Regions from separate parts of the Homo sapiens genome. Here all the other regions are linked to region 1. A link is a loop called in an ENCODE intact Hi-C map of the cell type or tissue named here. Cell type or tissue: MCF 10A. All regions are shown on one strand.

Region 1 (8,000 bases):
GGTGGCTCATATTTAGTTAATCCTAATCCATGGAGTTGAGAGGTGACACATTTGGAAATGCTTTCCAACAGACAGCATTTGCATGCTTTGAGCTCTATTGCCTAATCTATGTAAGGAGAATAATGACATTTTTTTTCCACTTAAAAGAATCTAATTGGCCAGATGTGGTGGCTCACGCCTGTAATCCCAGCACTCTGGGCGGCCGAGGCGGGTGGATCACGAGGTCAGGAGATCAAGACCATCCTGGCTAACACGCTGAAACCCTGTCTCTACTAGCAATACAAAAACAAAATAGCCGGATGGGGTGGCGGATGCCTGTAGTCCCAGCTACTCGGGAGGCTGAGGCAGGAGAATGGCAGGAACCCAGGGGGCGGAGCTTGCAGTGAGCCGAGATCGTGCCACTGCACTCCTGCCTGGGCTGCAGAGCGAGACGACTCCGTCTCAAAAAAAAAAAAAAAAAAAGAAAGGAAGAATCTAATTAAGTTGTTTGTTTTAAAGAACTTCAAAAAGATATACATGACCTGAATGAAAATCTGAACAACATGTAACAATATGTAAGTGTAAGAGGCTATTATTTAAAATTAATATTTTAGAAGAATGATACAGCATCATGCACTTTCTAAATTAGTTCACCAGATTATTCGGTTATTTTATACAAGAGGAACTCAAGTTAATTAATGTAACATCAGTATGATGTGTCTAGGTATGGTTTTCTTTGTATTTATTCCAGTTCAGTTGTGAAGTTCTCCTTGAACTTGTGGATTCTTGCTTTAATTTATATTGCAAATTACTTGGCCACTATTTTTTCAGATATTTTTTCTGACTCATTCTTTTTTCTCATTCCTTTTTTCTTTAGCTCCATGAAAACATGTGCTAAAACTTTTCCCCATGTCTCATGTATCTCTTAGGTGTTTTCTAAATGTTTTGATCTTTTAGGCTTTCTGTATCTCAGTTTAGATTTTTTTTTCTAAGCTATCTTCAACTTGACTAATCTTATTCTTTAACTGTATACAATTTCCTATTAAATTTGCCTACTGAGTTATTAAGTTCAGTTACTGCATGTTCAAAATCCAAAATGTCCATTTGATTCTTTTTAACACTGTAGTTTTCTACATCTCTTTACCTTGGCAAATAATTCCTTCAACATATTAGGCATAGTTATTTTCAAGTCTCTGCAATACATTCTAACACATGAATTTCCTGTGGGTCTGTTTTAGGTTTGTTTCTATTATATATTTTTTTTCTTGGTTTTCAGTTGTGTGAAGTCATGTCCTGATATGATTAAAATTTGGACATGATTAAATCCTGGACATTGATTAAATCCTGGACATTGCATATAAGAAACCATAATATGCAGATCTCAGTAACGTTGTCTTCTTCCAAAGAGAATTTACTGTTACTTCTGGCGAGCAGTTAGAGTAGGGGCAGGTAGCCTCAATGCTAATCAGGGCTGATCCATAGCAGGGCGTTGGAATTTTTTTTTTTTTTTTTTTTTTTTTGAGACAGTCTCGCTCTGTTGCCCAGGCTGGAGTGCAGTGGCGCGATCTCGGCTCACTGCAAGCTCCGCCTTCTGGGTTCACACCATTCTCCTGCCTCCGCCGGAGCTGCGACTACAGACGCCCACCACCACGCTTGGCTAATTTTTTGTATTTTTAGTAGAGACGGGGTTTCACCGTGTTAGCCAGGATGGTCTTGATCTCCTGACCTTGTGATCCGCCCGCCTTGGCCTCCCAAAGTGCTGGGATTACAGGCATGAGCCACCAAGCCCAGCCTCTTTCCTCTTTCTTTCACAATGTATTCGTTGTCTACTCTGTGCTGGTACCTTACATTTATTATCATATTATTTAGTAAAACCCCTCTGAAATTAAAATTACAAACGAGGAAAATAAACATGGAGACTACAAGCAACTCATCGAAATTTGCTTGTGTTCAAATAGGATACCTGAGATTAAAAACCAGAACGTGATTATTTTATTTTCTTTTTTATATTAATTCTCTCTAGTCTTTTTTCTTTTTCACTTTGTCTCTTCTCTCAGTGTTTCAGTCCCTCCTTCCCTTTCCCTTCCTTTTTTTTTTTCCCGTTTCTTTATAACAGTTAAGGAAAAGGTGTGGTCTGAAGACATTTTCAGCCTAGACTCTGACTAGCCAGAATAGCGCATGGGGTGGCCCTGTGATGATCCTCGGGCAGTCTGATGAATCAGGAAAAGGGAGGCCAGATGTGCTACACAGTTCAATGTCTGGCCCACCATCAACCCTTCTCCAGTAAGAGCCGTTTCACATGTCCCTCTCTCTCTCATATCCTACTTTCCCAATTTACCATGTATTTGTCCACTTTTTGCCATCCTCTCTTCGCCTACTTTAGTTTAACTGCCATTATCGTTTGTTTGGAACTACATCAGCCTTCTAAATGTGTCCCCATCTGCAGTTTTGCCCAACCCCAATCCATTCTCCCAACTGCAGTCAAATTAATCTTTCTAAAAGGCAAAACTTGCGTGATGTCACCTGTGTGCCAATTCAGTGGTTTTACGTATCCCTCATGGTAACACTTACCAGGGCCCTGAAGGCACATCACGGCCTACCCCATCTCTCCTGTTACGCTTTCTGCACATTTTCAATAGTGCCCTGTCATCTTCCTAATTGTATTTTGTATTTTTACATACTGTTCTCTCTCTAGAACTGGAAGGTATTTACCTTTTCCTGTTCTATCTTGGGTAATGTCTTCTATTTTTAATACCAACTTAGGCATGACCTCTTCCAAGAAGGTTTTCCTAATAACCAAAGGCAAGATTGGGTAACCTTTCTACAGGCTGCCCTAGATCTCTGTGCAGTCCATATCACCCAGCTCATTGGGTGTTGTCTTCTTTCCCATTTACTTCACTCGTATCTCATTCACCATTATACCTCACAATTAGCATGACATGTAGAGGACCTTCATTGATTGTTTATTTGGTAAATGACTATTAAATGAGTGGTATGAAAATAAATGTGCAGCAAAATACTCATAGTGTGACCTAATTATATGCAAAAAATCTGCAACAAGCACATACATGAACACATACATAAATACAAGAGAATTGGAAGACTATATAGCACACTAGTTATTATAGTTATACTAAAAATATAAGTCAACTGTACCATTCAATCAATCAATCAAATGAAGTAGATTAATCCTGCTCACAATCACATTGGTATCTATACCATATTCTAATTTTACATTACCTGGAGTTTCACATGCTTTTGCATATCACTTTCTGAAGTGGCATTGTACTACTGGGATTTGAGCCTTAATTTGATTTCATAATTTACATTCTACAATTACATGTTAGGTTACTATCATGTTCTTAGCACTTGACTAGGTGCTGCAGTAAAAAGAGATGATTTTACAACTGTTTTTGAATTGCTTGCAAACTTTCGGAGAGAAATAATATTAATAGATAGATAAAATTTAGAATTTTTCTACCAGGAGCTGCATGCAGTTTTATGTAAAATATTAAGAAGTTGGACTTCATATATTTTTAATGCCTCTCCCATTCTGCTTCTGACCCTGCAGCAGTTTCTTCTGATGTAATGTAGATATTTTGGGGCATATAATCCCACACTTAAAAAGAGCCTGAAAGGACTTTAGGGAGGTAATAAACCATTGTTTGCCTGAAGGTCTCCTTCAACATTATCACTAAGTGGCTACATTTTCCAGACTTGAACTCTTTCAGTTACAGGAAGTCAGTGCTTCTCAAGAGTTTCCCACTTTGTGCCTCTCCTGTGTTTTCCAATCACATTGTCAAGAATAAGTGCAATTCTTCTTCCCTTATTGACCAGTGACTGTCTGAAGCTTGCTATTTTGTTACCTCTGAATCTTTGCTTTTTACTGCTATTTAAAAATCCCTGATGTAGACAGGGATTAGTCCATTTATAGGGTTGGCTTTTTGGAATCATATACAAGTGTATTTATCTCCACAATAATTTTTTTCTTCTGGGATTTTTGTCTGTTCTCACTCACAAAAATATTTTATTGGTTTCTAATGATCATATGTAATTGTGTGTGTGTGTGTGTGCACGCGCACACATGAATGTATGAATATTTGTAGTGAGTTTGTGGTAAAAGCATTTTGGAAATATTACATTTTTACTCTATTAATTTGATGACAACGTAATGCAATCCTGTTTATGTTACAATGTGCTATTTGATTTAAAGTTTGAAAAAAGAGGCAATTGGGAACAATTACTCAACAAACTTACTGTGAAAATTGGCTCTTTTTTTCCTATTACTGTGCTTCAGAAATGCTTCTCTTCCTAAGATCCAGTGGAAGTTCAGAAACTGGGAGATAATTGTGTCCTTGGTAGGGACAGAGTGACACCGTGTGGAATAAAACAGAACAGAGCTACCCCATGAGGCAACACATGCTCTCCCCAGAAGAGCACAACTGGAAACAAACCAGCTTTTCAAGTAACTCACCTATTTTTTTCCTAAATTTGCCTTAAATTACTTATTGAAAATGTGAACCAGCAGCAAAGAGAAAAAGCTCACCAAGATGGCACATGCAATTAGAGTGGAATTCATAACATTTTATAAGAAGTATTTTATATTCTACATTAAAAATAAGCTTATTTATTTGCTGTATATCTTATCTTTTAGAAAGATGCTTGTTCATTTAAATGGGCTTACCAAATATTAATCGAATAAAAAATGGTTTGTTATTTGTTTATTCATTATATAAACCATTTCCAAAGAAGAGGTTTCCCTCCCTCCCTTCCTTCCTCCCTCCCTCCCTTCTTTCCTTCCTTCCTTCCTTCTTTCTTTACCTTATGAGGCTCTAAAAAAAAACTTACAACTCAATGGCAATTCAAATGTCTTTAACTCGATTCTTTAAAGAAGAGTGCCTGGAACTAGATAACATGATGAGCCACTGCCATAAACAGCAAAGCTAACAGATGCATACCAATAAGGTTTGCACAATTATTTAATATATTTTGTCATAGTATGAGTCGTTGGAGGAACAAGAGATGTTTGACACAGAAAAGTGTCAATACATTTTAGTTATGTTATGTTTTTATTAACGTTTTCAGGCCTTTAATAAAAAAGAGGGTCGATTTATTCTGTGATTAACAGATAGTACTTATGGGGGTGAAACATTTTAGCAAGTTACAAGAAGTAAATTTTACACACGAAGAAGACCTGTGTGAAATTTAAGTGGTCTGCTCCATCCAATGCCAACTCTAATTAATTGCTAATAGCTGCCTTGAGTACTATGCCTCTAAGGATCTGAGGTCATGTTCTGGCTCAGTGGGTAGTTCTATATTTGAATAGTAAGGCTGGCTTGTGCACAAAGGTGAAGGAATTGGGGCGTATATATCGGGTGTTACCCTTTCTGGCCGAGAGAATACTTGATAGAAATGGGCTTCAGTGGAAAAACTAAGGGACAGAATAGCTTCAGTTTTAGCTTGGCCACGTACATTGTGTAAATTTTCCAAGCCTATTTTCTTCATCTCTAAGCATAGCGCAATAATCTTTATATGGTTGTTATGGACATTTAAGATGTAAAATAACGTGTCTAAAGCAACTAATGCAGAAATGCTTATAAACGATCTTGTGATATGTACTAATAAGTGATAACTATCATTACTCCCTTGTTCTTTTTTTTTTGTTAATTGGGATCATACCTTTAACATACATTTTCTAAAAGTAAATTCTACTTTCTCTTTGAATTACAGTGATTTTCTTGTATGCTTATGGTTATTAGGCATAGGTAAAAATTTTGTAATAAATAAAGATGAAGAGATCTAAGAAGGAAAAATGGAACCACAACATTATAGTATTAGAGAAGCCATCAGAAGAAAGTTTCAAGAGAATGGTCAATATTATAAAATGCTGCAGAGGACCATGAAGGAAAAAGACTAAAATGATGGGGACTTGATAATTGGAAATAACTGATAATCCCAGAGAATGAAATTGCTATTGTGAAATATATGGGAGGTAGAATGTGATTCACCGAGGACATAATGAGTAAGGAGAACATGATATGATAAAATATTAAAAGACTTTTTCCTAGGTTTTCTATCAGAAGCTTTTCTGTTGCACTGGCATGAAGAAGATATTTGGAGAAGAAAATATAAAATAAAATATATGATTAAATTAATTATTTCAGTTACCACACAAAGCTCAGATCAATTCCCCTAATTTTTTGATGAATGCAAAACGATCTATATCTATATGTCTTTTCTGATCTGAAATTGGAAAACATGTTTTTATTAAGAAATTTGTTTTTTTTTTTGAGATGGAGTCTCACTCTGTCACCCAGGCTGGAGTGCAGTGGCGCGATCTCAGCTCACTGCAAGCTCCGCCTCCCGGGTTCATGCCATTCTCCTACCTCAGCCTCCCGAGTAGCTGGGACTACAGGCACCCGCCACCATGCCTGGCTAATATTTTTTGTATTTTTTAGTAGAGACAGGGTTTCACCGTGTTAGCCAGGATGGTTGCGATCTCCTGACCTCAAGATCTGCCCGCCTTGGCCTCCCAAGGTGCTGGGATTACAGGAGTGAGCCACTGCGCCCGGCCAAAAACATTTTTTTAAAAGAACAACTGTAGAGGTGCAGATATTTCTATCAGTTCTCCCGTAATTGCAACTGGCACCTTTTATATGAGAGGAACTCAGGAGAGACTATTTTGAGACCTTATCAGCCTTCCTACAGTTGTGTAATGCTGGAACAATGTGTTTGGGGACCTGCTGTCAGGCACCAGCAATATAGAGGTGGGGAGAGAAAAACAGAAGAAAGTTAAGGGCAGAGTACTTATCGTATGTGCATACTATATTGTTGAAGCTAGGTAGCACAGGGTTGGTATGGAGGGGAAAAGACATTACAAGTGCACTGATACATGTCATCCTTTCTCTTTTCCTTTTTCTCCTTTTTGAGACAGAGTCTCGCTCTGTTGCTCAGGCTTGAGAGCAGTGACACAATCTCGGCTCACTGCAGACTCCACCTCCCAGGTTCAAGTGATTCTCATGCCTCAGCCTCCCACGTCCATTTTATTTATTTTCCAATTTTATTTTTAAGCTTTTATTCAAGTTTTTAGTTTATCATGGTGGAAAGAGAGATAGAAAATAGTTTCAAAGCGAGACCGTGTATGGTGGCTCACGCCTGTAATCCCACCACTTTGGGAGGGTGAGGCGGGCAGATCACCTGAGGTCACGAGTTCGAGACCAGCCTGACCAACATGGTGAAACCCTGTCTCTATTAAAAATACAAAAAAAAAAAAAAAAAATTAGCCGAGCGTGGTGGCACATGCCTGTAATCCCAGCTAGTTGGGAGGCTGAGGCAGGAGAATCGGATGAACCTGGGAGAAGGAGGTTGCAGTGAGCCAAGATCATGCATTGCACTCCAGCCTGGGTGACGAGCAAAACTCCATCTCAAAAAAAAAAAAAAAAATTGTAAATTCTTTAATATCTAAGAGATTTGCTTTCATCTTTGCAAGAAATTTTAGATAATTGTTGATATCATTTTAGTACCCTTTACATAGTGGGGACATACTTATAAAACAAAGACACAGTGAGAAAAATATTAGAATGGTTGATAAGTAACTTACTGTTGCTATCACTAAAATATTCATGATAGTAATTGTTTAATTTACTGAATGTCTTGCACCAGGTCTACTCAGCATCATACAAACATTGTACTTAGAGAATGAATTATTTATTTAATCCTTATAAAATTATTCCGAGACAGATAACAAGTAAGGAAATTGAAGCTCAGCATGGTAGAGAAACTTCCCCATGTTCAGATGGTTTTTAAGTGGTAGTGCTGAGATTCAAACCCACTTCTGTTTGATTCTGAAACACAACTACTGGGCACTGTAATACACTGTGTTCTGGACATGTTATTAATCATGAACAAATAGATTTCAGTAGAAACAGGATTTTTTTTACTTTCTTTTCTTTCTTTCTTTTTTTTTTTTTTGAGACGGAAACTTGCTCTGTTGCCAGGCTGTAGTGCAGTGGTGTGATCTT
Region 2 (8,000 bases), 1.2 Mb before region 1:
GTAGAGACGGGATTTCACTGTGTTAGCCAAGATGGTCTCGATCTCCTGACCTTGTGATCCACCCGCCTTGGCCTCCCAAAGTGCTGGGATTACAGGTATGAGCCACCGCACCTGGCAGAAAAAGAAGTTTAATGGACTCACAGTTCTACATGGCTGGGGAGGCCTCACAATCATGGCGGAAGGTGAAGGAGGAGCAAAGTCACATCTTACATGGCAGGCAAGAGAGCATGTGCAGGGGAACTCCCCTTTATAAAACGGTCAGATCTTGTGAGACTTACTATCACGAGAATTGCATGGGAAAACCTTCCCCATGATTCAATTACCTCCTACAAGGTCCTTCCCACAACACGCAGGGATGATGGGAGCTACAAATCAAGATGAGATTTGGGTGGGGACACAGCCAAACCATATCAAAAATTAATGCTGATTGCATTATAATATCACGCTTCATACATCATTGTGTTAGAGCAGAAATGACAAATGCAGAAAATATGGCTAATAAACAGTTGGTTTCCAGGGGCATCTGATACTGTTCCCGTGTATGGGTGTAAAGTGCACAGGATGTAGGATGAGTTGTCCCTGTGTGTGTATGCTGGGTGGCTGTCCTCACCGCATAGAGGGAGTGCTTTTGCTGTAGAGGAGTGACCATAGATTTGTCACAAGTTTTTTAATTCAGGCTTTGTCTGTGCCCTTTAGAGAGTCATACAATTCAGACTTCCCTGAGAATCTTCATGTTCCAGTGGGGAAGATGAAAAAAACTGTGGGTATTGTGGAATGCACAGTCTGTGTTTATGACTTTTTGTGTAGCAACAGACAAATGCCGCAGGTCTTGGGCTGGGCTTCCGATCCAGGCCTTTCTGCACTGCTTAGTGTCATTCTGGCTTTGATCTAGGTGCTGCCCAAGTTCAGGTGTGACCTTCAAGTTTAGTGCTGGCCGAAATCAGGCAGGTAGGAGGATACAGTAGAGCAGAGGTTTGCTATGGGACAGGATTAACCTGCTCACCCTAATCAAGAGAGGAAAGAGGCATCTGGGTGTAGCTCAGAAATAGATGACTATTCCCTGGTTTCCATGTATGGAAGGGCTGGGGAGAGGCACCACCCTTCACTCCAGCATTTTATTTTCCATAAAAATAAATGTTAAGAACAGAAGAGCTGTCATAAAAGAGTCAGGGACCACGTGGAAAGTGGAGGCAGGTGGTCCGAGGACGAGTCCTCAACTTCATACTCTACTGAGTGATGGCTGAGAGCTGAGTGGACAGACCTGGGGGCCACAGAAGACATCTGATGGGACCCCGTCCCATGAGGAGCAAGGTGTCAGAAGAGGCATGGCCTATCCTAGAACTTGGCTGGTCATGCTCACGTGACCGTGACTATGCTGTGGAATGTGCTAATGCAGGTGTCCTTATTTCTCTTCTCTTTGCTGTCACACTGGGCACTGAAGATCTCTCCTAGTTTTGTAACTTAGGTTGTAAAGCCTTAAAGATTTTTTTCCAGTCCATGGCCAGGTGTGGTGGCTCACGCCTGTAATCCCAACACTTTGGCAGGCCAGGTGGGCGGATCACTTGAGGTCAGGGTTTTGAGACTAGCCTGGCCAACATGGTGAAAACCTGTCTTTATTAAAAAAACAAAAATTAGCTGGGCATGGTGACGGATGCCTGTAATTCCAGCTACTCAGAAGGATGAGGCAGGAAAATTGCTTGAACCCGAAAGGCAGAGGTTGCAGTGAGCTGAGATTGCACCACTGCACTCCAGTCTGGGCCACAAAGCGAGACTCCATCTCAAAAAAAAAAAAAAAAAAAGAGCTTTTCCAGTCCTTTAAAGGGAGAGGGGAAAAAAAATCTTAGACTATATTCAAAAGGCTAAAAACAGTAGAAAATCATGTGGCTTCCATCTTCCTTTTCCAGACTTCAATCCGTGTCTTTGCATGTTGACACCGAATGACTGAAAAATGGCTCGCATGTCTGCATCCCTTCCACAGACAGTTAAGGAGGATCCTATGGCTTAGGGCAGAGACTGTGCAAGTTAATGTAATTGCAGCTGCAATAACCGGCAAACCCCAATTTTAGCCACTTAATGCAGAAGAAGCCTCAATGAGTACAAAGTGTCTATTCCTGGTGTGAGCAGCTATGCTCCAGGTGGTGACTCAGGGACCCCTCCATCCTGTGGCACCAACATCTTCTGCTCATGTTACTGATTTCTTGCGGGGAGGACAATAGGGGCTCCCTAGGCCTGGCCTCGAGATGGCGCTGGCCACGTTCTCTAAGTAGAACTCAGTCCCAGCTGCAAGGGAAGCTATGAAAGGTGGCTTAGCTACATGCGCAGAAAGAAGGAGGAAAAGTTGGGGTGAACAGGTAGCCAGTGTTTGCCTAAGGCAGCAATTATTATCTGGGCACCTGCCCTGTAAGAGGCATTTAATAAATCCTAGTGACCAACAAACTGGTCTCTAGGGAAAGCTGAGCAGGGCCATTGGCTCAGGTCCTCAGATGGTGGTGGAGAGAAGAGAAAGGAGGTGACAAGGACAAAGACAACTGACTGAATTAGGCACAGAACCCAAATCTCATATTGAGGGAGTGTCCTCTTAATTACAATCATTTTAAATAAAAAGGGATCTTAATTGGTTTAAGTGTGTGCACGTTGGGGTTTTAGTTGAGCTCTTTGGTCTTTGCACAGCACAAAAATCTCATGAGATAATTGGCGTCTAACTTTCTGGGGAGTTTAATTTAGAAATCTCTTCCCAGGGCAATCTGTAGGTGGATTCTAATGGCAATTCAAGCTCTGGCTTGACACGTGCAGCTGGCTACCTGCAGAGACAAAATGAAAGATTATGAAGATCAGTGAGATTATGCTTATAAAGCAGTTTGTGCTTAGCCGAGAACAGCATTTATAGAATTAACAGATGTGACTCTGTTTTGGTAGGATATTGCAATCCGCTGAGGGAACCTATTTTGAATTTTCTGAGTGTAATTTTGGTTTCAGGTAAGAAGTGCTGAGGAGGGGGTTGCTTTACAGATGAGGAGAGGGGACATTGGATTTCTCAGGCACAAATTTGCTAAAGATCCTCTGCAATGTACACACCTCCCACTGTGGACCCCAACACTCCAGCTCTAGGAGTGGGGCCAGCAACAGAATCTAGTAAATCTCACCAGCTGTATTTTGGCTGTGCTGTGGGATAAATGTTTCCTAGGGACAAAACAGATAGCTTTCTCCCTGCATTCGAAATGCATGCTTTGATCTGTTTGCTCCCTCAGAGCAAACAGAGCTTTGATCTGTTTGTCCATCAGAGAGCAAACCTCTTTCTCGGGGAAATTTCTAGTTGAGCTCCATCTCTGTGACCTGAGAGGGGCAGATGGGAGGGGCACACAGCAGAGCCAAAAGAAGGGACTACATGTTCTGATAAACTGAACCTGGTTGGAAGGTGTTTCATGGAGAATCCAGGAAATTAAAAGTCAATGGAAAAACTAGATTTTGGTTTTGGAGTTTCCTCCCTCCCCAGGTGGGTGAAACAGAGAAGTGCATGACACCTTTAAAAGATCAGGTGATTATAAAGAGTACGCCCAACTGGCATGACCCTGCACCTAGAAGTTAATTTTTTGGTTCTTTTCCTTTCCTGTTTTTTTTTCTATGGAGCTAAAAAAAAAAAAAAATCAACCTGCCAGGCTCAGTGGCTCATGCCTATAATCCCATCACTTAGGGAGACCGAGGTGGGAGGATTGCTTGAGCCCAGGAGATCAAGACCAGCCTGGGCAACACAGCAAAACAACAAAACAAAACAAAACAAAACTTGGCCATGCTTGGTGGCACGCACCTGTGGTCTCCGCTACTTACGAGGCTAAGGTAGAGGGATCACTGTAGCTTAGTTTGAGGCTGCAGTGAGCTACAATCGTGCCACCACACTCCAGCCTGGGTGACAGAACAAGACCCTGTCTTAAAAAAGAAAAAAATAATCGACTTATCACATAAGCATCAGCAACCTGTGGTGGGAAGAGTTTAAGCAAAAGGTCATTGTTTCGGTTCTGCCTGATTCCCCCAACTCCTGTGAACCTTAATCTTCTCAGTGCTGAGATGGGCAGATCACAGCTACCTTACTTCATGGGCTTGCTGGGAAGTTCAGATGAGATGGTGGACGTGGAAGCCCCTGAGAGGGACATAGCCATGTGTCATCGTAGGTGCTTCCTAGGCTGCAAAATCACCAATGCTTGGACAGATCACTGCAAATGCTTCTCTTTGGGAATGTGTGATGTACAACGCTTGCTTGGGGGAGAAGGATGTCCACAGACTTAGGACATTGCAACGTCCTTCCTGCACTCTCTCTTACCAGCAGAGGCCTCTCTTGGACCATATTTAAGGTGCAATATTTGTAAGCTCCAAAATAAAATGTTAATTAATTCTGGTGGTACCTCTTGACCGTGTTCATGAGCTCATTCTTTTCATTCTTCTTTCTTATTTCTCTCTGGCCAGAAAAAGCAGGATCTAAGAATTCTCAGCAATGGATCTGGGTATTCTAGTAGGTGACTTTGAATAGCAGAATGGGTGAGAAAGTTGGGGATAATGGAGAAATTGTGGGCAAGCTGGCTTCCTGGGAAGGGACTAATTGAACAAGACAATGATTTATCTTTTCGGGGTTCAGAGGCAGCTTGTTAATTCGAATTATTTTCTTTATTTTTGCCCACAAGTGTTTGGTTGTCCTTTTCTCTGGCTTTTTACCTGATCAGGCTGCAAGCTGCAAAGGTGTGGCTTGTGCTGCAGATTTGTAATAAAAGATGACAGGTGAGAGAGACAGTGGTGGAACTGGTAGAGCTTGCACACCCACACGGTGTGGCTGCTCGGGAGGCTGTCTAGTGCACCTGCCAACAGAGCACAGATATCCTCTCTTCCTCATTTCAGATTCCTCCTTCCAGCTGTTTACTAAACAGCAACAAAAACACCCTCTTGGCTGTAACTTGTCAAATAAAGTCCCTGCAAAGTGTATAAGATTTTCCTCCCCTCGGTTTATGAAATGATGTGTTATTTTACATTTGAGAAACTTCCCCCCTTTTCTTGTTGCTTTAGAAAGTTAAAGTGCTTTTGGCTGGGCATGGTGGCTCACGACTGTAATCCCAGCACTATAGGAGGCTGAGGCGGTCGGATCACCTGAGGTCAGGAGCTCGAGAGCAGCCTGGCCAGCATGGTGAAGGACTCTGTCTCTACTAAAAATATTAGCCGGGCATGGTGCTGGGTACCTGTAATCTCAGCTACCTGGGAGGCTGAGGCCCGAGAATCTCTTGAACCCAGGAGGTGGGGGTTGCAGTGAGCTGAGATGGTACCACTGCCCTCAAGCCTGGGCGACAGAGTGTGACTCTGTCTCAAAAAAAAAAAAAAAGTTAACGTGCTTTTGATCTCAGAAATGATATTTGTGAAGCAATTAAATGTCTATCAACTGGTCTTCCTTACCTGGGATATTTGATATGGAAAAAAAACCTCAGGTGTTATTAAAGTTTAAACTAAGCATATCTAGTGCTATTTCCTTCAGAAATGAAAATTCAGTAATTTTATAGATGTAGTTTGTGGGATTGGTCATTTTAAGGAAAAATTTTAAAAGTCTTATGCTAAAGCAAGTTCATCAAATTTTGTTGTGTGGCCAAAATGCTTCTTTAGAGAGAAGTTAATAGAGTGGTTAAGACATGCATTCAATGGGGCTGAGTGCAGTGGCTCACACCTGTAATCCCAACACTTTGGGAGGCTGAAGCGGGAGGATTGCTTGAGGTCATGAGTTCAGGATCAGTCTGGGCAACATAGCAAGACCCTGTCTCTACAAAAATTACTACAAAAAGCAGCTGGTCAAGATGATGCACACCTGTGTTCCCAGCTACTTGGGAGGCTGATGAGGGAGGATCACCTGAGCCCAGGGAGGTCGAGGCTGCAGTGAGCTGTGGTCACGCCACTGCACTCCAGCCTGGAGTGCCCTCCAGAGTACAGAGTGATACCCTGTCTCCAGAAAAAAAAAAAAAAAGACATCACTCAATGGGGCCAGGGTGTGGGGCTCACATCTGTCATCCCACCACTTTGGGACTTTGGAAAGCTGAAGTTTGAGGTTTGACTGAGGCCAGGAGGTCAGGACCAGCCTGGGCAACATAGCAAGACCCTGTCTCTACAAAAAGTAAAAAACAATAAGTCCTAGCTACACGGGAGGCTGAGGTGGGAGGATTACTTAAGCCCAGGAGTTTGAGGCTGCAGTGAGCTATGATTGTGCCACTGCACTCCAGCCTGGGTGACAGAGTGAGACCCTGTCTCTGAAAAAAAAAAGACTTGTACTCAATGGACTAGGAAATATTTTCATTGTCTCATTAGCTAAGGACTCTGCAAACATGAGCTTTTCTTTGTGTACCTTTATTTCTTATCTATGAAACAAAAATGTCATCTCTTCTACTTGGAAATATGAAATGATATTTCCTGTCGGAATGTGGATTAAGGGGTTTTTACCCCTTTGGAAGTAAGATAAGTGTAAACATTGAGGATGACTCATTCTGCACATTTGTTGAGCATCTTTGATGTAGGTGATGCTTGTGCAAGGCATGGGATGAGGGGCAAGAGAGTGATAAGGAAAGACTATACATACATTTAAGGATCTCTTTCCAAGAAATAAATGGGAACTATATGAAGGCAGCATATGATACAAAATTAAATTTCATGTCTCAGACTTGAATATTGAAACTTTTATATTTTTGTAAGTCAGCCAACATTGAGTCAGACAGCAAAGCTTCTTGCATCAAGTAAAGGAATGGGGGCGCTGCCTGCATCACTCCGCTGGGGCATGGGAGAAGCTGGGATTTGGTGTTATCCTCCTATACCCTCCTGTGACCCCGACTCCCTTTGGCGCCCCTCCCTCAGGCACTGCCCCCTCACTGCCTGTCTAACCATGGCTCCTCACCCAGACTGTGCCCCTCAAGAACCTCCTGAGCCCGAGTCCCATCATAGCGTCCTCAACTTGCCAGGGAAATTGGTGACTTGACTCTAGCTCATTTCACACCTGAAAAATGAAGGTGCAGGAAGGCGATGTAACTCGTCTAAAACAATCTGGTCAATTGGTGGCTAAATCTTCTCATTCTGAGCAGGTTTTGGCTCTAGAATTCCATTGCTCCAGGTTGCTTTCTTGAAGGTCATCGGGTAGAAGGGATTACTGCTCACAACAGCTTAATGTATAAGCTTTCTAGGAGCATCAGCAAATTAACAGAGGGCTCAGGGGCCCAATAGAATGCATCTCTGTTTTTTTATTTTTCAGAGACAGGGTCTTGCTCTGTCGCCCAGGCTGGAATACAATGGTGTGATCATAGCTCACTGCAGCCACAAACTCCTGGGCTGAAGTGAGCCTACCGCCTTAGCCTCCTGAGTAGCTAGGACTACAGGCCTAGCTAATCTTTTTATTTTAAAACATTTTTTGTAAAGATGAGTTCTCACTGTGTTGCCCAGGCTGGTCTCAAACTCCTGGTCTCAAGCAATTATCCTGCCTCAGCCTCCCAAAGTGTTGGGATTACAGGTGTGAGCCACCACACCCAGCCCAGAATGCATTTTTAATAGTGTCATTTGAGGCAATATGAAGGGTCTGCAGGTGACCTATAGAATAAGAATAGAATTGGTTTTTGATGACAGATTACAGTGGCAATCATTTCTTGAAGTTAGACAATTATGATAGAAATATAAAAACACAGAAGTTTAGAAATAATGCCCCATCCTCCCTAAATAACATATCAACCTGTTTATATTCTTAGCCTCTTAGGTTTTAAAATTTATAGTTGTATTTGTATTATGTCCATTCTGTGTTTTTCACTTGCTAATACATCATACACATTTTCCATGGTTCTCCAGTCTTCATAACTTACCACTTCGAATGGTGGCAGGAGTCTATGAAGCGATGGCTGTCTGATCATCTGCCCCAGCCTCTGTTGAACAAAATACTGCTAGCCTTTTGATGTTACAAAATAACACAGCATGGGTACACAGGATTTTCCTTCACATTTTGGATT
Region 3 (8,000 bases), 1.5 Mb before region 1:
AGACAAATCAAGCAAGTTTCAAAAATATCTCCTAGCACTTTGGGAGGCTGAGGCAGGAGGATCTCTTGAGCCCAGGAGTTCAAGATCATCCGGGGCAACATAAGGAGACGCCATCCCTTCAAAAAGTAAAAAAAAATTAGGCAGGTATGGAGGCATGCACCTGTAGTTCCAGCTACTTGGGAGGCTGAAGTGGGAGGATAACTTGAGCCTGGGAGGCCAAGGCTGTAGTGAGCCATGATCGTGCTGCTGTGTTCCAGCCTGGGCAACAGAGCAGGACCATGTTTCAAAAACAGTAACAACAACAAGAAAAATTGCAGAAGCTGTTAACAGTTTTACAATCTTAAAACATATCACAGAGACAGTATAAACCCATCTAAACCAATAGACTCAGACAAAATGTCTAAATTACATTCAGACAATGTTTTTATTTTATTGTATCAACAATATTAAAACTGGTTTTATTTACCAAAGATGTTGCATGAATTTGAAAAGCATTTGGGATTATTAATTTATAAATGCTAATTTATTTATAAGTCAATTTGGTACCATGTAGATAATATACAAGCAGACATGTGTATATAAAAATACATGCAGACGGCTGGGCGTGGTGACTCATGCCTGTAATCCCAGCACTTTGGGAGGCCGAGGCTGGTGGATCACCTGAGGTCAGGAGTTCAAGACCAGCCTGATCAACATGGAGAAACCCCATCTCTACTAAAAATACAAAATTAGCTGGGCGTGGTGGTGGGCGCCTGTAATCCCAGCTACTCAGGAGGCTGAGGCAGGAGAATCGCTTGAACTCGGCAGGCGGAGGTTGCGGTGAGCTGAGATCCCACCATTGCACTCCAGCCTGGGCAACAAGAGCGAAACTCCGTCTCAAAACAAAACAAAACAAACAAACAAAAAACATGCAGACATAAATAACATAAATAAAGGTCTTACAGCTTTGATTTCAAAATCATAGCCATGAGACTGGTAAAACTCACTAGTTTAAAAGGACAGGTGGATTAAACTGTGTCTCTGTAAATGGAACAGATTAAAGTTTATCTGTCTCACATAGCTGAAGCCCTTACTGAGATAATAATAAGAGATAATAATCTCTAATTATCAGATTTCAACCAGGAAAAACAGCCAATATTTTTGGGCTTTGAACCTTTTAACCAAAAGGAAGTGGCTCCCTAATTGGGAATCAAATCCAGTCCACAGTGGTGAAAGCACAGAATTTTAACTCCTAGGCCACAAGGTGGAGTGGCCGCCACTACAAATCCTGCAGGGACTCCAAAGCAGGCAGTTTAAGCGTACAAAGGATTTTAACTTTGTTTTCCGTCAGATTTTTGTTCTGAAACTTTTGTTAGGAAAATGTCTAAGGCTAGCCATGATACTATTAGTGCCTTTCTTTTAATTTGATCTTTCCCTAAACACAAATAAGGCACTTGTTTGGAATGAGAGGTCTCTAAAATAGTTTTAGTTTAGGGGGCCTTTGTAACTTAAAGAATCAATCTTTTGGCCACTGATGATTAGAATTTCCTGAGATGTGGCCAGGCATGGTGGCTCAAGCCTGTAATCCCAGCACTTTGGGAGGCCGGGTTGGGGGGGGATCACTTGAGGTCAGGAATTCAAGACCAGCCTGCCAACATGGTGAAACCCTGTCTCTACTAAAAATACAAAAATTAGCTGGGTATGGTGGCTTGCCTCTGTAATCCCAGTTACTTGGGAGGCTGAGACAGGAGAATTGCTTGAACCCGGGAGGCGGAGGTTGCAGGGGGCCGAGATTGAGCCACTGCACTCTAGCCTGGGTGCCAGAGTGAGACTCTGTCTCAAAAAAAAAAAAAGAATTTCCCGAGATGTACTTATGCAAATAGCAACTCAATCTAATAAGCCTCTTCATGGAATGCCCAGGAGGTTATTTTCCAGGTTTCAATGAAGTTTTTACCAATAAACAAGAGGTGCTTCTTGGAGAGGGCATAGAACAGGCAGCCTCAACGATCCCCATCCTCACAAATTCACTCCCAGGAATAGACTAAGGCAGCAAAAGACTCTTGTTGCCACAGATGATAAAAGATGGCGTTTTTACATACAGTGCTTCTAGTATCCCACACATTTATGGGGGGCCACCAGTCATACACCTATTAATCTGTGACACGAGGCAGGCTCTCCTGGGATTGGACTTTCCCAGGACTAACCAGGCAGCAGGGGTTGAGACAACAAAAGCACCTTATAAATAGGACTCATTGGCCGGGCGCAGTGGCGCGTGCCTGTAATTCCAGCTACTCAGGAGGCTGATGCAAGAGAATCGCTTGAACCTGGGAAGCGGAGGTTGCAGTGGGCTGAGATCACACCACTGCACCCCAGCCTGGGTGACAGAGCGAGACTCTATCTAAAAAAAAACAATGACAACAACAAAAAAACTGCAGAGCCAGCTGGCACAGTGGGCTTCTGGGGGTTCTAGATCCATGTTCTACCCTAGGGCACCCCTCTTTATGACAGATCAATACCAAAATACAAGGGAAAAGACTGAGAGAAAAAGGATCAGACAATACCAATATTCATGCCTAAAAATATACCAGAATCGCTACGTAACCCAAGACTAGTCACACAAATCCTTTTCTCCAATTAATCAAGATTTTAGGCAAGGGAAAAGAGACAAACAGTGATTTCTGCTGTCTGCTTGACCGGATTTCACGGAGAGAGGCCGGAAGCCTGGCTGGTAGGAATTTCTTACCCTTCTGATGCTTTGTCAGGTCCTGGGTTCCCTGGACTGTGGCTTCCAGAAAAGTAGAGCAGCTTTAGGATCCTGTCTGTGACGCCAACACTGTAGGGGCCAAGGGAAACCTTCCCAAAGGTTTGCTGAACATCAACAGACAAAGGCAGATTATTAAGAGACAAAGCTTGCAAATCTATTAACATGCATAGGGGAAAATCACAGAACGATCACCCCAGCTTCCCAGTGAAGCACAGAAGCTTTTCTGCCTTTTTTTTTTTTTTTTTTGAGACAGAGTCTCGCTCTGTTGCCCAGGCTAGAGTGCAGTGGTGCCATCTCGGCTCACTGAAACCTCCACCTCCCAGGTTCAAGTGATTCTCATGCCTCAGCCTCCAGAGTAGCTGGGAATACCCCACCACCACACCCGGCTAATTTTTTGGATTTTTAGTAGATATGGGGTTTGGCCATGTTGGCCAGGCTGGTCTTGAACTCCTGACCTCAAGTGATCCACCCACCTGGGCCTCCCAAAGTGTTGGGATTACAGGTGTGAGCCACCAGGCCCAGACTTTTCTACCTTTTTTTTTTGAGACGGAGTCTCGCTCTGTTGCCCAGGCTGGAGTGCAGTGGCAGGATCTCGGCTCACTGCAAACTCCGCCTCCCAAGTTCATGCCATTCTCCTGCCTCAGCCTCCCAAGTAGCTGGGACTACAGGCACCTGCCACCACGCCCTGCTAATTTTTTGTATTTTTTTTAGTAGAGACAGGGTTTCACTGTGTTAGCCAGGATGGTCTCGATCTCCTGACCTTGTGATCCGCCCGCCTCGGCCTCCCAAAGTGCTGGGATTACAGGCGTGAGCCACCACACCCAGCCTCTACCATTTTGAGATTACAGAAAAAATGGGGGCTCCGAGCATGGCCCCAAAAAGTTTATGGTGGTAAGTCAGGTGACAGTGGCAAGACAGATTATGGATGGGAGAGAAAAGGACGCCTGGCTAGCAAAGGTGGTCTTGTTATGCAGCTGAAACCTCACGGGTAGCAGCCCTCAGAGAGAAGAGGTGGGAAATATTCCTTTCAGATCTTGAGAGATGTCAGACTCTCAGTTCATCTTTCCTAGATCTGGACCAGGGAGGACCTCAGAAAGCCTGGCTGCAGGGATGCAGATTTGCTCTACAGATGCAAAAAGCTCAACGCAAAAGACAGCTTTGCAGGGCTGCTTAGCTCTCTGAAGAGCTATCTCAAAATATGTCAACAAAGGATATTTTGGGGTGAAATATTTTGGTTTCCTTCAATATCTCAGGTCCTTTGGAGCTTAAAATCAAGTTATCTGACCAGACCTATGATCTGATTTCTTTTGAGAACTTAGAAGAAAACTTAGAATGAAATAACAAGAACAAGCCATGGGAATGTTGGGAAAATGAGAGGCTGGAGTTGGATGTTTTGATCCTCAGAATCCTCACTTAACAAATGAGGAGTAAAACACTGTATATATAGTGTATGTCTCTATATACAGATATACAGAGTTGCTGGATTAATGTATTTGGGACATTCTTAGGTTAAAAAATTAATTTTTAAATCTGAACTGTAAATATTACTGGGTGTCCTGTATTTTTATTTGCTAAATCTGGCAGCCTTAGTAATTTTAAACAAAAAAATTAAATATAATGTTTGCTAAAAAATAGACTCTATTAATCAATTTCAATCATTTTCTCCAAAACCTTCCTAGGAGAAATTACTGTTTTAAGAGGGCCAAGGTGTTTAAGTCGCGCTGACTAAAATTTGCTAACTGACCTCTAGAGGGAGCCAAATTGATAAAGAAACCGAAATGACATCCTAAATCCAGAGAATTTCTCTCTTTTTCCTTTTCTTTTTTTTTTTTTTTTTTTTTGATGGAGTCTTGCTCTGTCGCCCAGGCTGGAGTGCAATGGCGCGATCTCGGCTCACTGCAACCTCCACCTCCCGGGTTCAAGCGATTCTTCTGCCTGAGCCTCCAGAGTAGCTGGGATTACAAGCTCGCACCACCACCCCTGGCTAATTTCTTCTGTTTTTAGTAGTGACTTTTAGTATTTTTCGTAGACATGACCGGGCGCGGTGGCTCACGCCTGTAATCCCAGCACTTTGGGAGGCTGAGGCGGGCGGATCACGAGGTCAGGAGATTGAGACCATCCTGGCTAACATGGTGAAACCCCGTCTCTACTAAAAAAAATACAAAAAAAATTAGCCGGGTGTGGTGGTGGGCGCCTGTAGTCCCAGTTACTCAGGAGGCTGAGGCAGGAGAATTGCTTTAACTAGGGAGGCGAAGGTTACAGTGAGCCGAGTTTTTGCCACTGCACTCTAGCCTGGCGACAGAGCAAGACTCCGTCTCAAACAACAACAACAACAACAAAATGATGCCATTATAACAATCTATGACCCAGCCAGGTTTGTCTCAAAATATAAAGAGGGAGAGGCCGGGCACGGTGGCTCACACCTGTAATCCTAGCACTTTGGGTGGCAGAGGTGGGCAGATCACTTGAGGCCAGGAGTTCGAGACCAGCTTGGTCAACATGATGAAACCCCGTCTCCAGTAAAAATACAAAAATTAGCCGGGCGTGATGGTGCGCACCTTTAATCTCAGCTACTCAGGAGGCTGAGGCAAGAGAATTGCTTGAACCTGGGAGACAGAGGTTGCAGTGAGCCGAGATCATGCCACCATACTCCAGCCTGGGCAAGAGAGTGACAGTCCATCTCAAAAAAAAAAAAAAAAAAAAAAAAAAAAAAAGACAGCATTTGGGGCCGAGTGTGGTGGCTCATACCCGTAGTCCCAGCATTTTGGGAGGCCAAGGCAGGAGGATCCTTGAGGCCACAAGTTCAATGCCAGGCTGTGCAACATCTCTACAAAAAACACATTAGCTGGGCATGGTGTTTCATGCTGGTAGTCCCAACTACTCAGGAGGCTGAGGCAGGAGGATCACTTGAGCCCAAGAGTTGGAGGCTGCAGTGAACTATGCACCACTGCACCCCAGCCTGGGTGACAAAGACCCTGTTTCATTTAAAAAATAATAATTTTAATGAATTATTTAATTCAAATAAAGAGGGAACACTTGGAATTTAGAAAACCCTATCTCTTCAAAAGCCTATTTTGCAAGTCTGTGGTCTCAGAAAATTTCAAAAGCAAAGACTAGACTGCAAAAATTGAACATTTACTCTTTCTCTTTGCCTTTTTTTTTTTCTTTGACAGAGTCTCACTCTGTCTCCCAGGCTGGAGTGCAGTGGCACGATCTTGTGCCTCAGCCTCCTGAGTAGCTGGGACTACAGGTGTGCGCCACCACACCTGGCTAATTTTTTGTATTTTTAGTAGAGATGGGGTTTCACTATGTTGGCCAGGCTGGTCTTGAACTTCTGACCTCAGGTGATCCACCGGCCTTGGCCTCCCAAAGGGTTGGGATTACAGGCGTGAGCCACCGTGCCTGGCCTTGCCTTCTTGACACAAAAATTATAATCCTGCATGAGGCAGATGCGTGATGCCAACAGAATAAGGAAAGGTCATATACATGTCGGGGGACCCAAGCATATTATGTATTTAATATCCCAATAATGACCCTTACAATGTTATTCAGTGTCACAGCCAATCTGGCTTCATCAAGTACCTTTTTTTTTTTTTAAGAGAGATGGGGTCTTGATATGTTGTCCAGGCTGTAGTGCAGTGGCTATTCACAGATGTGATCATAGCACACTGTGGGCTCTAACTCCTGGGCTGAAAGTGACCCCCTCCCACCTGAGCCTCCCCAGTAGCTCTCTGCTAATTTCTTTTCTTTTTTTTTTCTTTTTGAGACAAGGTCTTGCTTTGTCACCCAGGCTGGGGTGCAGTGGCTATTCACAGGCATGATCATAGTGCATTGCAGCCTCAACCTACCAGACTCAAGTGGTCCACCCATCTCAGTCTCCTGAGTAGCTGGAACTACAGGCACATGCCAGCACACTTGGCTATTTTTTTTTTTTTTTTTTGGTAGAGACAGGGTCCCACTTTGTTGCTCTGGCTGATCTTGAACTCCTGGGATTAAGCAGTCCTCCCACCTCAGCCTCCCACACTGCTAGGATTACAAGTATGAGCCACCACACCTAGCTCCTGCTAATTAAAAAAAATGTTTTTTAGAAACAGGGCCTGGCTATGTTGTCTCAAACTCCTGGCCTCAAGCAATTCTCCTGCCTCAGCCTCCTGAGTAGGTGGTACCACAAGTGCATGCCACCATGCCCGGCCTCAAGTACTTTCCTATGTCTAATGTTTAGCCAGTAGTTATTCAAATCCAAGCAAAGAAAAATAATTCCTAACCTCTTAGCACTCACATTCTTGATTAGAATATATGCCATGTCCCTATTATCTGGAGGTCATCCTTTGGGGCCACTCTAACCCTCCACAAACATCAGAAAAAAAAAACAATGGAAAATATTCCTCAGTGCCTGAAGTAACTATAGTAGAAGATGATTTAACCAGCAGTCTAACTGGTAAACAAATTGTTCTAAAATAATTTTCATGTGATCATCCATTGTTAAAAATTAGGTCATTGCAGGCTGGGAGAGGTGGCTCACGCCTGTAATCTCAGCACTTTGGGAGGTGGGTCACTTGAGGCCAGGAGTTCGAGACCAGCCTGGCCAACAGATGAAACCCCGTCTCTACTAAAAATTCAAAAATTGGCCGGGCACGGTGGCTCAATCCTGTAATCCCTGCACTTTGGGAGGCTAAGACAGGTGGATCACGAGGTCAGGAGATCGAGACCATCCTGGCTAACACGGTTAAACCCCGTCTCTACCAAAAATACAAAAACAATTAGTTAGGCGTGGTGGCGGGCGCCTGTAGTCCCAGCTACTTGGGAGGCTGAGGCAGGAGAATGGCATGAACCTGGGAGGCAGAGCTTGCAGTGAGCCGAGATCGCGCCACTGCACTCCAGCCTGGGCGACAGAGCGAAACTCCATCTCAGAAAAAAAAAAAATTAGCCGGGCATGGTGGTGCATGCCTGTAATCCCAGCTACTCAGGAGACTGAGACAAGAGAATCACTTGAACCTGGGAGGCAGAAGCTGCAGTGAGCCAAGATTGCGTCACTGCACCCCAGCCTGGGTGACAGAGCGAGACTCTGTCTCAAAACAAACAAGCAACAACAACAACAAAACCACATCCAAAGATATTAGAGATAGATCAATATTTAAAATTTATTTGTTATTGTTTAGAGACAGAGTCTCGCTCTGTCACCCAGGCTGGAGTGCAGTGACATGATCATAGCTTACTGTACCCTCCAACTCCTGGGCTCAAGCAACCTTCCTGCCTT

The links. Peaks named below come from ENCODE experiments on the same cell type or tissue, not always from the same donor. Only the 100,000 strongest peaks of a DNase experiment are listed, where the experiment ranks them.
Region 2: it touches region 1 in a loop (15-fold over the local background); 4 of 110 quality-filtered maps call a loop at or near these places.
Region 3: it touches region 1 in a loop (11-fold over the local background); 9 of 110 quality-filtered maps call a loop at or near these places.

What each region holds. Positions count from the first base shown.
Region 1 is chr10:36,775,080-36,783,079 of GRCh38, forward strand. No RefSeq gene overlaps it. Among named protein-coding and RNA genes, the nearest start is that of ANKRD30A, 350 kb to the right of the region's middle. In MCF 10A, a CTCF peak has its summit at 4,373; a DNase peak (open chromatin) is centred at 4,352.
Region 2 is chr10:35,609,716-35,617,715 of GRCh38, forward strand. No RefSeq gene overlaps it. Among named protein-coding and RNA genes, the nearest start is that of GJD4-AS1, 5.5 kb to the left of the region's middle. In MCF 10A, a CTCF peak has its summit at 4,331 (motif pointing right); no DNase peak of the experiment used is centred here.
Region 3 is chr10:35,235,705-35,243,704 of GRCh38, forward strand. LINC02634 (long intergenic non-protein coding RNA 2634) reads right to left here. Exons shown (of 3, transcript XR_930819.3): 2 at 2,723-2,847. Among named protein-coding and RNA genes, the nearest start is that of LINC02634, 5.0 kb to the right of the region's middle. In MCF 10A, CTCF peaks have their summits at 1,226 (motif pointing right) and 4,486 (motif pointing right); a DNase peak (open chromatin) is centred at 4,477.